2 separate regions of the Homo sapiens genome follow, and region 2 is linked to region 1. A link is an interaction called in ENCODE POLR2A ChIA-PET data of the cell type or tissue named here. Cell type or tissue: HepG2. All regions are shown on one strand. Each heading gives the region's core, and the rest is flanking DNA. Links, peaks and the distances in the headings are about the cores only. Region 1 overlaps KAZN (kazrin, periplakin interacting protein). Region 2 overlaps KAZN (kazrin, periplakin interacting protein).

Region 1 (5,370 bases), core at 309-5,308:
TCTGGAAGCAGGCAGGAAGAGGGGCAGGTGGAAATGACTGCGGAGTGCTATCAGGGTGGATGTGGCTAGCCCAGTAGCCTGGGCCTGGCCAGGCAGGTGGAAATGACCAGACAGATGTCATTCTACCTTTCTTTTTTTTTTTTTTTTTTTTTTTTTTTTTTTCTGAGAGACGCAGCCTTGCCCTGTCGACCAGGCTGGAGTGCAGTGGTGCAATCTCGGCTCACTGTAACCCCTGCCTCCCGGGTTCAAGTGATTCTCCTGCCTCGGCTTCCCAAGTAGCTGGGACTACAGGCGAGCGCCGCCACACCCAGCTAAATTTTTGTATCTTTTAGTGGAGATGGGGTTTCACTATATGTTGGCCAGGCTGGTCTCAAACTCCTGACTTCAGGTGATCTACCTGCCTCGGCCTCCCAAAGTCTGGGATTACAGGCGTGAGCCACCACGCCCGTCTTCATTCACCTTTTCTGTAGCCTGCCCTGCATCCCCACCCCAGTGCCATCAGGTCAAAAGGGACCCAAAGGCATGCAGTGGCAAGTTCACATATTCCTTTTGGGGTCCATGAGTGGCGTCCAAGGCCAAATAAACAGTATACTCACCTCTTGGCAAGAGGGTCCTGAGAACATGGGCACTCAGCCGAGAGATTACAAAAAAGAGGAGGGCAAAGATGGAACAATACATTAACTGCCGACCATTGGAAAAAGGAGGTTGAATTTCTCTGCCTGGGAATTTGTAACCTGAATCAGCAGCCTATCTTCTAGGCCAGGGCAGCCTGGGTTGGGGGGTGGGATGGGGGTGTGGGGTGGGGAGGTTCCGGTTTTTTTTACCCTGCTTCCCCAGAATTAGCTTTCTGCAGGTGTACATGCAGAGAAGATGCGAATTTCGAAGATGTATAGCTTTCTCCAGAGATCAGGAGCAGGGAAGATTTCCTGGGCACTGGAGTTATCCTGAGTTAATTTTCATGAATGCCGAAAGCTGAAAACGCTTTGGTTCTGCCCATGGTCTTTGCTGAAATCCATGCTGTCTGTTCACCAAAGAAGGACCAGAGAGCTGCTGTCCTCTTGTCTGGCTTCCTGGGTTTGGGCTTCATTGTCCCAGGCATCAGGATGAGAGAATAACTAGAACCCGGCATTGGTCTTTTGTTGGATTTCTGGGATATCTGCAGCTATGGGCCGTCTACCGCTGGAGGTGGGGTGACCTCATGGCTTGGTTGGTGGTCAGCCTACAATTCCAGAGAGACGTGGCAATGAGCCCACTATACAGGGCTTGTTCGTGTCCCAAGTCGTGTTACAATGCAAACACCTGCTCCTGATTAGGACTTTTATTTCTTCAATTGGTTTATTTTCTGCAGCTTCACCCAAGCGTGGAGGCAGTGTTGAAGCATCACAAGCTGCGGTGTTTATGTGGCTTGTTTTGCTTTACACCTCCCACCCCTGCCAGCCCTGTACGCCCAGGGTGCACATATTTGTCCCCTGTCCTCCTCAAGCAGCCACAAGTGATCATGGCATTATTGCAGATGTGTCGGGAAAGAGGAAACGTCCCCAGACGTTCCAGGGATATATATGGTTTGAGGTTTGTGGAGTGCGGAGAGGAAAAAGGAAAGATCTAGTAGAAGTTCAGCTCAAGAGAGTAGGGCAGGAGAAGGCTGACTTAGAGAATAAAACATGTAGATGAAAGAAACGCTTCCGACCCGCTCCAAACGTTAACACGCAGTGTTTCTGCACAACCTTCTGTTCTTTATTCAAGCTGCGCACTTTGATCCTACAGCAGCCGAACCTAGAACCTACTCTTCTCTAGTCAGTATCATTTTCTCCTGGGAGATGAGGGGTAGAGGGTGGCTTTAAGGAAAAACATGTTTTGGCATGAAAGCACCTCTGGCCAGGAGACTGTAGTCCTAGGGGGTCTTTGGCTTGATGGAAGGACGCTTTTGCCCCTGGGCTTGTGCCTTGGGCTAGCTTTAGCTCAATGGGCACTTCTTGGGCTTAGAGCACAGGTCAGGGCTGCACCAGATGCTGCAGCTTATAATACCTGGCCAGAAGGGTGTCTAGGAGGACCTGGAAGGATGCTTCTCTGTACAAGAGATTTCCTTGTCTGGGTTAGCAGGGCCGTCTGTAATCCTCTAAGAAAGGCAGGCCTGGAGCTGGTCACCACTGGTGAAAATTCGGCATCGCCCTTCTGTCTTCCTGCTTGTTGTGGTCTTGTGTTATGTTGAACTGGATGTGAGCTGCGTGTGTGTGTGTGTGGTGTGTGTGTGTGTGTGTGTGTGTGTGTGTGTGTGTGTGTGTGTTGGGGAGGAGAGCCTTGGGTTTTTTTTTTTTTTTAATTTACATTTTTCGAATAGTTTTCTCCTCTGCTCTCCTTAGAGGCGGCATGCAGAGTGGAAACAGCGTTTGACCTTTGTGAATTGTGGGCAGAGCTAGCCAGACAGACGGGGAAACATTTGGTGGGAAGTCAGAGGCCACTCAGAGCAAGAATTAAAGTTCCGTCTCTACCTTTTTCAGTCCAGAAACCAGAGAAAGCCAGAGGGGACAGCAGCAGAATAGTGCCCAAGCCTCCAGATTAGGATTGCAGGATCACTTCCTCAGCAGTCACCCCCCGCCAGCTGCTGGAGAGCCTACTCCGGAGACCTCTCAGCAAAGAATGTTCTACCTGAGGATTTACATCAGAGATTCCAGAAGTCTCTGGGGACCCAGGACAATGCTTCCTGGCAAGGGCTGGTCTCACAACGAGAAGGCAGTGTGGTTCTTGAGGGAGGAGCAGGAGGGAAAATAATAACCAAAATGTATGTAGTACTTGCCGTGTGCCCAGCAATGTTCTTTTATGGTATAGACCCCCAATTAATCCCTACAGCAATCACTCCCATTTTACAGATGAGAGAACTGAGTCACGGAGAGGTGAGGTGACCTGCTCAAGATCACTTGGTTAGTAAGTGGCTGGGATGCCTTGCTTGGAGATGTGTTTCTAGCTGCTTAGACGGCATCGCCTCTCAGGCGAGGTGCTCAGTGAGTGTCAAAACCAAAAGTTGAGCCGGGCACAGTGGCTCACGCCTGTAATCCCACCACTTTGGGAGGCTGAGGCGGGCGGATCACCTGAGGTCAGGAGTTTGAGACCAGCCTGACCAACATGGTGAAACCCTGTCTCTACTAAAAATACAAACTAATTAGCCGGGCGTGGTGGCGCATGCCTGTAATCCCAGCTACTTGGGAGACTGAGGCAGGAGAATCGCTTGAACCCGGGAGGCGGAGGTTGTACTGAGCTGAGATCTCACTACTGCACTCCAGCCTGGGTGACAGAAAGAGACTCTGTCTCAAAAAAAAACAAAAACAAAAAAACACACACTGGATATGCAGCTTCTATGTCAGGGTCGAGTTTTCTTGTGGGGGAAGAAATTCTGTCTTCAGACATAAAGGTAACTCGGGGACTTGAGTTTGTCTGCCTCTTCCCGCTCCCAGCTCCCCCTCCTAAAAAAAAAAAAAAAAAAGCAACTCACATTTTTCTGTGCCTTAATTATATGTTTGGTTCACAGACTAAACTGCTGAAACTCTGTAAGTGAAGTAAGGGTGTTTTTCTAATCAGCTGTGTTCATTTCTAGTCCTGAAAGGTTGTGGCCTGATGCCGGGGAGACACAGCTGTGGGGGCCCCCGTTGGTGTCCTACTTGGTTTCAGAAGCCATGCCTGCCACGGCCCCTGGAGATGGGATGGACCATTCTGGAATTGCAGGTCTCTCTCGCCTTCGAATAGGCAGGGGTCCTAGGGGGACACGAATGAACTGCCCCAGAGAGGCGGTCTCCAGTGTGGACTGCCTGGTGTCTGTGCATGGGAGATGGGCCAGGGGCAAGGGGCAGGTGGGGAACTGGGCTTGGGCCTCCCCATACCCCAGACTCCTATGTGACCCAGCTGAGTCATGGTGCTGTTCCCGGGGCCTTGGGGTTGGCTGGCCTTTATTTAGGACAATAAAACCCACCATTGTAATCTTCCCAGGCAGCTGGGATGATAAACAGAGAAGTGAGCACTTGGAAGGAGGGAAAAGTGCTTTATTCAGCACTTTGTCAATATCAGCAATATCAGCCCGCAGCAAGGCCTTCTGCGGATGGCGGCACCATCCTGTTCTGGGCAGGGCAGGAGGCCTCTTGCCCGCCTGCCAGCTGATCTGCATTCTGGGCTTCCTTCCGAGTTACATTCGTTGGGTTTTGGGGTCGCAGTGGCCCTGCCACACATTCAGAACAGCATCCTGGGACAAAGTACCGCAGGGGACAGCACCAGGCTGCACGGAGGCTCATGGCCCACAGCTCCCTAGCTTTCTGTTCTTGGGCAGGCTCCTTATCCCTTTTGCCTTAGTTTCCCCATCTGTCAAGTAGGACTGAAACTACCCCTGAGGTCTCTGGGAGGTTGCAGGGGATGTGTGCCCAGCATCAGGAGCACCCCTGCAGGCCTCGCAGCTATAGATGGTGGAAGTCCAGTGCTGGAGGCTGAGTTGGGTCTCCTGTGAGGCAGTCCCCCGTGGCCCAGTCCTGGTCTTTCTCAGCCCAAGGTAATTTTTCAATTAACTCAATTGGCTGGAAACCGGGGCGCCCTGGAGTGTGGGAAAACGTCCCAGGCCGGAAGGGCCCTCCCCTCTGCCCCCACTCATTTGGGGCTTGGCTTCCAGAGGGAGGATCCAGTTTCACATCGGGACACCAGGATGTGATCCCCGTGCCCCTCTGAAAAATCCCAGATGGCGCCTTCTGGAAGCCCTAGCAGTCTCCGCACTGGCGGCCAGTCTGTCCTCCCTCCCTGCCCCCTCCCCCCACCCCGGCTGGCTCCCCGGCCCGGCTCCAGCTCCGGTGGGGAGAGCCTCAAACACTGCTCGTTAGTGACTTTATTGCTAAACAATTTAGAAAGGCAGCCCTGCCAGTTTTCATAAGTGAAACATTTAAAGTATGCAAAGCATATTTTATTTCTTCCTGGAGCAGCTGCTCAGGCAGGCTGGAGAGTAATCGGGAGTGAGTTATATGGATTTGTGAGCTGCCCCGCAGCACTTTCAAGCTCCACGGCCTCGAGAGCCTCCCACCAAAGGGCAAGTGTCCGCTCCGGCCCGGAAGACTTGGGCAGCCTGAGCCCAAGACTTGCTCTCCTTTCCTGTCGCCTCCATGGAGTCAGGCATGCCCTGTGATGGCATCAGCAGCTGTCTGCCAGTGTTGACGGAGGGCTCATGGGTGCCAGGCCGCTTGCTGGGGCTTTTTATCTGTCCTCAGGCATTGGCACAGCAGCCCTGGGAGATGAATACTATTGTGATCTTCATTCTCCACACAAGGACAGGGAAGTGACGTGCCAGGGTCAAACAACTACCCAAGGACAGAGCCAGGATTTGAACCAGGCCATCCAGTTCCAGAA
Region 2 (5,370 bases), core at 295-5,294, 52 kb after region 1:
GTTACATAAGCAATTAAAAAAAAAAAAAAATCAGGCCAGGCGCGGTGGCTCACGCCTGTAATCCCAGCACTCTGGGAGGCCAAGGTGGGTGGATCACCTGAGGTCGGGAGTTCGAGACCAGCCTGACCAACATGGCGAAACACTGTCTCTACCAAAAATACAAAAAATTAGCCGGGCGTGGTGGCAGGAGCCTGTAATCCCAGCTACTGAGGAGGCTGAGGCAGGAGAATCACTTGAACCTGGGAGATGGAGGTTGCAGTGAGCCAAGATCACGCCATTGCACTCCAGCCTGGGCAACAAGAGCAAAACTCCATCTCAAAAAAAAAAATAATCATCATCATCATCATCAGTTCAGGTGGCGTCTGCCCCTAGCGGAAAGAATTCTACCAAGAGTCTGCAGACCTGGTCCCAGCCCTAACAAGCAGTGTTCTCGGCCTGCACTCTCCCCCACTCCCCGCCGCCACCCCCCTGCTGCCTCGACTCTCGTCTGGGAGGGGGGTGATCGCGCTGACCCTGGAGGCTTCACCCTGAGAGAGAAGGAAAAGAACTGGGCACTTCTGAGCCCAGGACTTCGCCCATCCTGGGTGCTCTTGATGTGTTCGTTGAGTCTTATGAGAGAGGGGTCACAAGCCCACACGTAAGTAATTATCTCCCAAGGTCAGAGGCAGAAGAGAGAACTTTGAGCCGTAATGACCCGGATGTGTGTGGCATTGGAGCTGGGCTTGAAGGATGAGGAGGGTTTCTTTGGGTGGGCAGGGAACAGGACAGGCACTCCATGCAGGCTTGTGGAAGGGAGATTACGGGGACTTCTGGGTGTGTTTGTGGTTTAATGCGTCCTCCCAGGTGCGACGTAGAGCTCTTAGGCATGGTCGCCTTTCCTGCTGGGGCGACAGTGGGCATCTCATAGTCCTCTGCTTTGATCCCTGGGCCCCCAGGCCATGGAAGCAGGTCCCCTCTGCAAGCCATCCTCAGAAGGGGAGCCCCTGGCAGCAGGGCCTGTGAATTGGGTCGGGCCATGGGGAGAATGGAGGAGGCACCAAGGAAAGATTGGCTGCAGGCCGTGGCCCTTGGGGACTTCTCAGCTCTGGCACCTCCGGGCACACTTGTACCACTGCATGCAAGACCACCTCCCTCAGCCTGGACTCTTGGGGGAGGTTCCCACACATGACATTTGCTGACAGCTGCAGTTTGCCCCTCATTGCGCCATACATTGTACCACTGCCTTCAACAGGTATCTACTAAGGCCCCGTTGTAGGTGCCAGTGCCATTGTGTTTCTGTTTTGCCATCTGAGACAGCAGGCTTTCCTAGAGGTTTGTGTACCCATCTTCCCATCCAGGCTGAGAGGAACACAGTTGAGCATTTCTCAGTGACTCCGGGTCACCCCGGGAATAGTCACCTTTGTACTTTGGACAATTTGGCTGCACAGTCTTTTTGGTTTTGCTTTTTCTCTTTTCCTTCCTCTTGGGCTGTGGACCATCACTTATCTGTTGTTCTTGGGCTTCCTCTCAGCGTCTTAGAGGCAGTGCCACGTGGGGAGTGGAGAATATGCTGTCTGGTTCAAATCCTGACTTTGGTGTGTAGCATTTACAGGTCCTTTTGCCAGGGACTCAGCCCCTCTGAGACTCCGTGTATTCATCGGCAAAGTGGGGATAATCAAACCTGCCTTATAAGAGGAACATGAGGATTGACTGATGTCACTTCAGCCAGTTCCTCTGGAGAGAAGTAGCCCCCCAGCCCTGAAGTGACACCCTCACTTTCTTCTTGCCCACTCTGCCATGCCTCAGACACAGCATGGAGTAGGCCGTGGGCCACCAAGGCCACCACTGATGTAGTGCTTAGCAGCGGGGCAGTTCTTGACTGGCAGGAGGAGGCTGAGTCAGTAGGGACATGGTCCTTGTGCATTTCACGCTGGGAAGGTTGGCTGGCCCCTCGGGAAGGGCAGCTGCCCTGGAGGAAGAGGGGAGCTGGAAGAGACAGAGTGTATGTCTTTAAAACGAGGCCTGAGCTCTGGGCAGTGCCCTCAGTTACATACCTGCTGTGATGCCAGTGCTGGGCCCTGGCCATCCTGTTCCACCTGTGAACTCACGTGACTTTTCATGGAGTTCCCTGCCAAGCCTGGCCTGGCATCTGCTGCTCCACATCCCGGTTCTCTTAGACCAGGCGCTCCAGGGACAATCTTCCTGGGTTGTGCTTCTCCCCTTCCCTTTGCTATCATAAAGAGACTGGTAACAGGCTGGGCACGGTGGATCACCTGAGGTGAGGAGTTCAAGACCAGCCTGGTCAACGTGGTAAAACCCCGTCTCTACCAAAAATACAAAAATTAGCCAGGCATGGTGGTGGGCACCTGTAATCCCAGCTACTCAGGAGGCTGAGGCAGGAGAATCGTTTGAAACCCTGGAGGCAGAGGTTGCAGTGAGCCCAGATTGCGCCACTGCACTCCAGCCTGGGCGACAGAGTGAGACTCCACCTCAAATAAAAAAAAAAAAAAATAGACTGGTAACAGCTTGTGGATTCCAGCATCTGCAGGGGCTCAGTGGGAGCTTTTGTTTGTCTCTGCTCCTCAACTTGCTCTTCTCTGGACTCTTCCAAAATGCCCCTTTCGGGAAGCTCTCTCCTGCCCAGCCCAGGTGCCTTTGGGTGCCTCGCCTGATTTATATTTACCTTCATTTATTCTAGGCTCTAAAACTGGTGACCGACAGAGAGATTTTCTTGAGTCTGCTTGGGGCTTTAAACATTTTCAAATTTGTTACCACCATTTAAAAGTTGGAAACTTTTACAGTGTGGATTTCCAACTTGTCCTGGAAAATAAGCCGGTCCGGCCACCTGGGTCAACAGTCAGCTGGACCCAAGGGCGGCTGCCCTATAAGACACCTAATGCCATCCTCAGCCCGCGGCCCTCTGTAGCCCCCAGCCCCTTCTGCCTCTGGAGAGGGTCCATACCCTGCACAGCAGACGCGAGTGTGCATGTCAGTTTCCAGGCTATTTTCTCACCGCAGAACTCACTGGGCCTTCTGGGTCTTGGCTCTTCATGCCCCGCCCACTCCACCCCCAGTGCCTGGCATCTTGAACAGGGGTCACTGGGTCGGCCTTTCTCTTTCTTGTTCCCGTGTGTCTCTGTCCACCCAGACCAGCAAGCAGGATGACTCACACCTTCCCTTCTGTTCCCTCAGTCCCTTCTCCCTGGGTCCTGACACTGGATTTTAACATATTGGGTTGCTTGGCTGTCCCGGCACATCATGGGGGCCTCAGAGGCAGGGACTGTGACTTAGTCATCACTGTATCATCAGACCCGGCACAGGGCCTGGCCTACAGTGGGTGCCCCAGGAATGTAGGGGGGATGGACGCCATGCTGAGAAAGCTGCCAAATTCCCCCACCTTGTTCTCCAAGGAGGTCCCCTGACCACACCTGCCTGCAGTGGGGAGAAGGCTTATGGCAACGCGTTTCTGCCGCCAGCACCCTCCCACGGGCGTGCAGATCTGACAAGATCAGGATCTGGGTCTGTGAGAGGCCCTGTGTCCCCTACATTCTCTACGCACGACCGAGGGCCATTCTTCCCTCACTGCCGGCCTCTCCCAGTCCCCAGGAGAAAGGGCTGATGCTCCCAAAGGCAGGCCACTTGCAGGAAGACACACCACGGAGCCTCCCCGCTCCTGGTGCTCCAGGGCCTGCATGTGGGGCACTGGGAGGGAGGGCCGTTTGCCTGCGGCCCCATGACCTCGCACCCACCTCCCTGCCTGACCTCACCGCCCCAGGAAGCTTAGTCACGTTGCCTTTTCTGTTCCTCAAATGCTCTGAGGCTGTGTGTTCCCCCAGGCACCCTGTGCTTTGCTGATCCCTGGGCCTGGAGTGCTTTTTTTCCCCAGCATTCCCTGATGCCTGGAGTTCCTGACTTCTCCTCATCCTTCCCAGCCTTAGCTGAAATGTCACCTGCTCGGAGAGGTCCTTCCTGAATTTTCCCTCACAAGATCTGCCCTGCATCCCCTCCCCTCCAGCGAGTCTCAGTTCCTTCATGCATTTCACAGACTCTGTTTTCTTTTCTTTCTTTCTTTCATTTATTTATTTATTTATTTATTTATTTATTTATTTATTTATTTATTTATTTTGAGACAAAGTTTCACTCTTGTTGCCCAGGCTGGAGTGCAATGGCGCGATCTCAGCTCACCAAAACCTCCACCTCCCGGGTTCGAGCGATTCTCCTGCCTCAGCCTCCCGAGTAGCTGGGATTACAGGCATGCGTCACCACACCCAGCTCATTTTGTATTTTTGGTAGAGTCAGGGTTTCTCCCTGTTGGTCAGGCTGGTCTCGCACTCCCGACCTCAGGTGATCCACCTGCCTCGGCCTCCCAAAGTGCTGGGATTACAGGTGTGAGCCACCGCACCTGGCCTTTCTGTTTTCTTTACTTGAGTTCCTGTTTATTGGCTGTCGGCTCCAGGAGAGCAGGGAGACGGTGTCTGATGTATCCCCAGCAGCCTCACACACCCAGAACAACGTGGATTCTCAGTAAATCCATGCGGAAAGCCTGTGTGGGGAAGTGGACAGCCCCCTGAGGGTGGAGGAGCAGGGGCTGGGCTGGGAGTTGGCAGCAGGGTTCAGAGCCTCATGGCTGATCAGGACCTGGGCACCTGGGGTCCACTGGGGCCTCACAGAGCAACAGCATCAGGTGGGCATGATCAGATCCCACCTCAGCTCCGCTACTTAGTTGCTGTGTGGCTTTGGGCAAGTTGCTTAACCTCTCTCAGCTCCAGCTTCCATCTGTGAAATGGATGTAGAACTTTCCAACTCATGTATGTGAGGAACTTGGGACAGACCACCCAGACAGGCTAAGCACTCAACGAGTCACTGTCGTTATTGAGCCTGGTTTTAATCGTGTTTGGTTTTGTCATGAGGCAGGCAGGAAGTCGAACTGTGGGTCTGTGCCCAGGAGCAGGGCAGGCCTCGGACACTCTCCAGTGGATGGGAACTGCCCCAGAAGCTCCTCAGCTGGCACAGACGGCGGGGGGGAGGGGCAGCGCGGGGGGTGCTCCCCTGCTGTTACTTCACTGATTCCCTGATGGTTTTCATGGTTTTGTGGCTAAAAGATGCTCCAAAGATTAGCCTGTGTGAAGGTTTGGGAATCCGCTGCAATATGGGAGCCTGGGCCTTCTCTGCGTCTTCTGTCTGCATCAACTCAAATATAGGTAAGGATGTTGCTCTCAGAAGACAGCCAGAGAAAGCCCACCTGAGGCAGAGAGGAGAGGCTGTGTGTATGTGGCGGGGGGACTTTGGGGGTTAGACCTTGAGGGTTCCTCTGGGTGCAGCACTGTTGCAGCCCAAACACTCTACCTGAATTAACTCATTCACCCTCATAATACCCTATGATGGAGGTGC

What was found. Peaks named below come from ENCODE experiments on the same cell type or tissue, not always from the same donor. Only the 100,000 strongest peaks of a DNase experiment are listed, where the experiment ranks them.
Region 2: POLR2A ChIA-PET joins it to region 1 with 5 read pairs; 6 of 35 experiments call an interaction of 5 or more read pairs at or near these places.

What each region holds. Positions count from the first base shown.
Region 1 is chr1:14,940,768-14,946,137 of GRCh38, forward strand. All of the region lies in intron 1 of KAZN (kazrin, periplakin interacting protein), which reads left to right. Among named protein-coding and RNA genes, the nearest start is that of TMEM51-AS1, 210 kb to the right of the region's middle. RefSeq lists an enhancer at 3,264-3,859. In HepG2, for the core only: no CTCF peak of the experiment used is centred there; DNase peaks (open chromatin) are centred at 1,724 and 2,384.
Region 2 is chr1:14,993,153-14,998,522 of GRCh38, forward strand. The region is part of intron 2 of KAZN (kazrin, periplakin interacting protein); the gene reads left to right. Among named protein-coding and RNA genes, the nearest start is that of TMEM51-AS1, 160 kb to the right of the region's middle. RefSeq lists a silencer at 2,941-3,235. In HepG2, for the core only: no CTCF peak of the experiment used is centred there; a DNase peak (open chromatin) is centred at 3,149.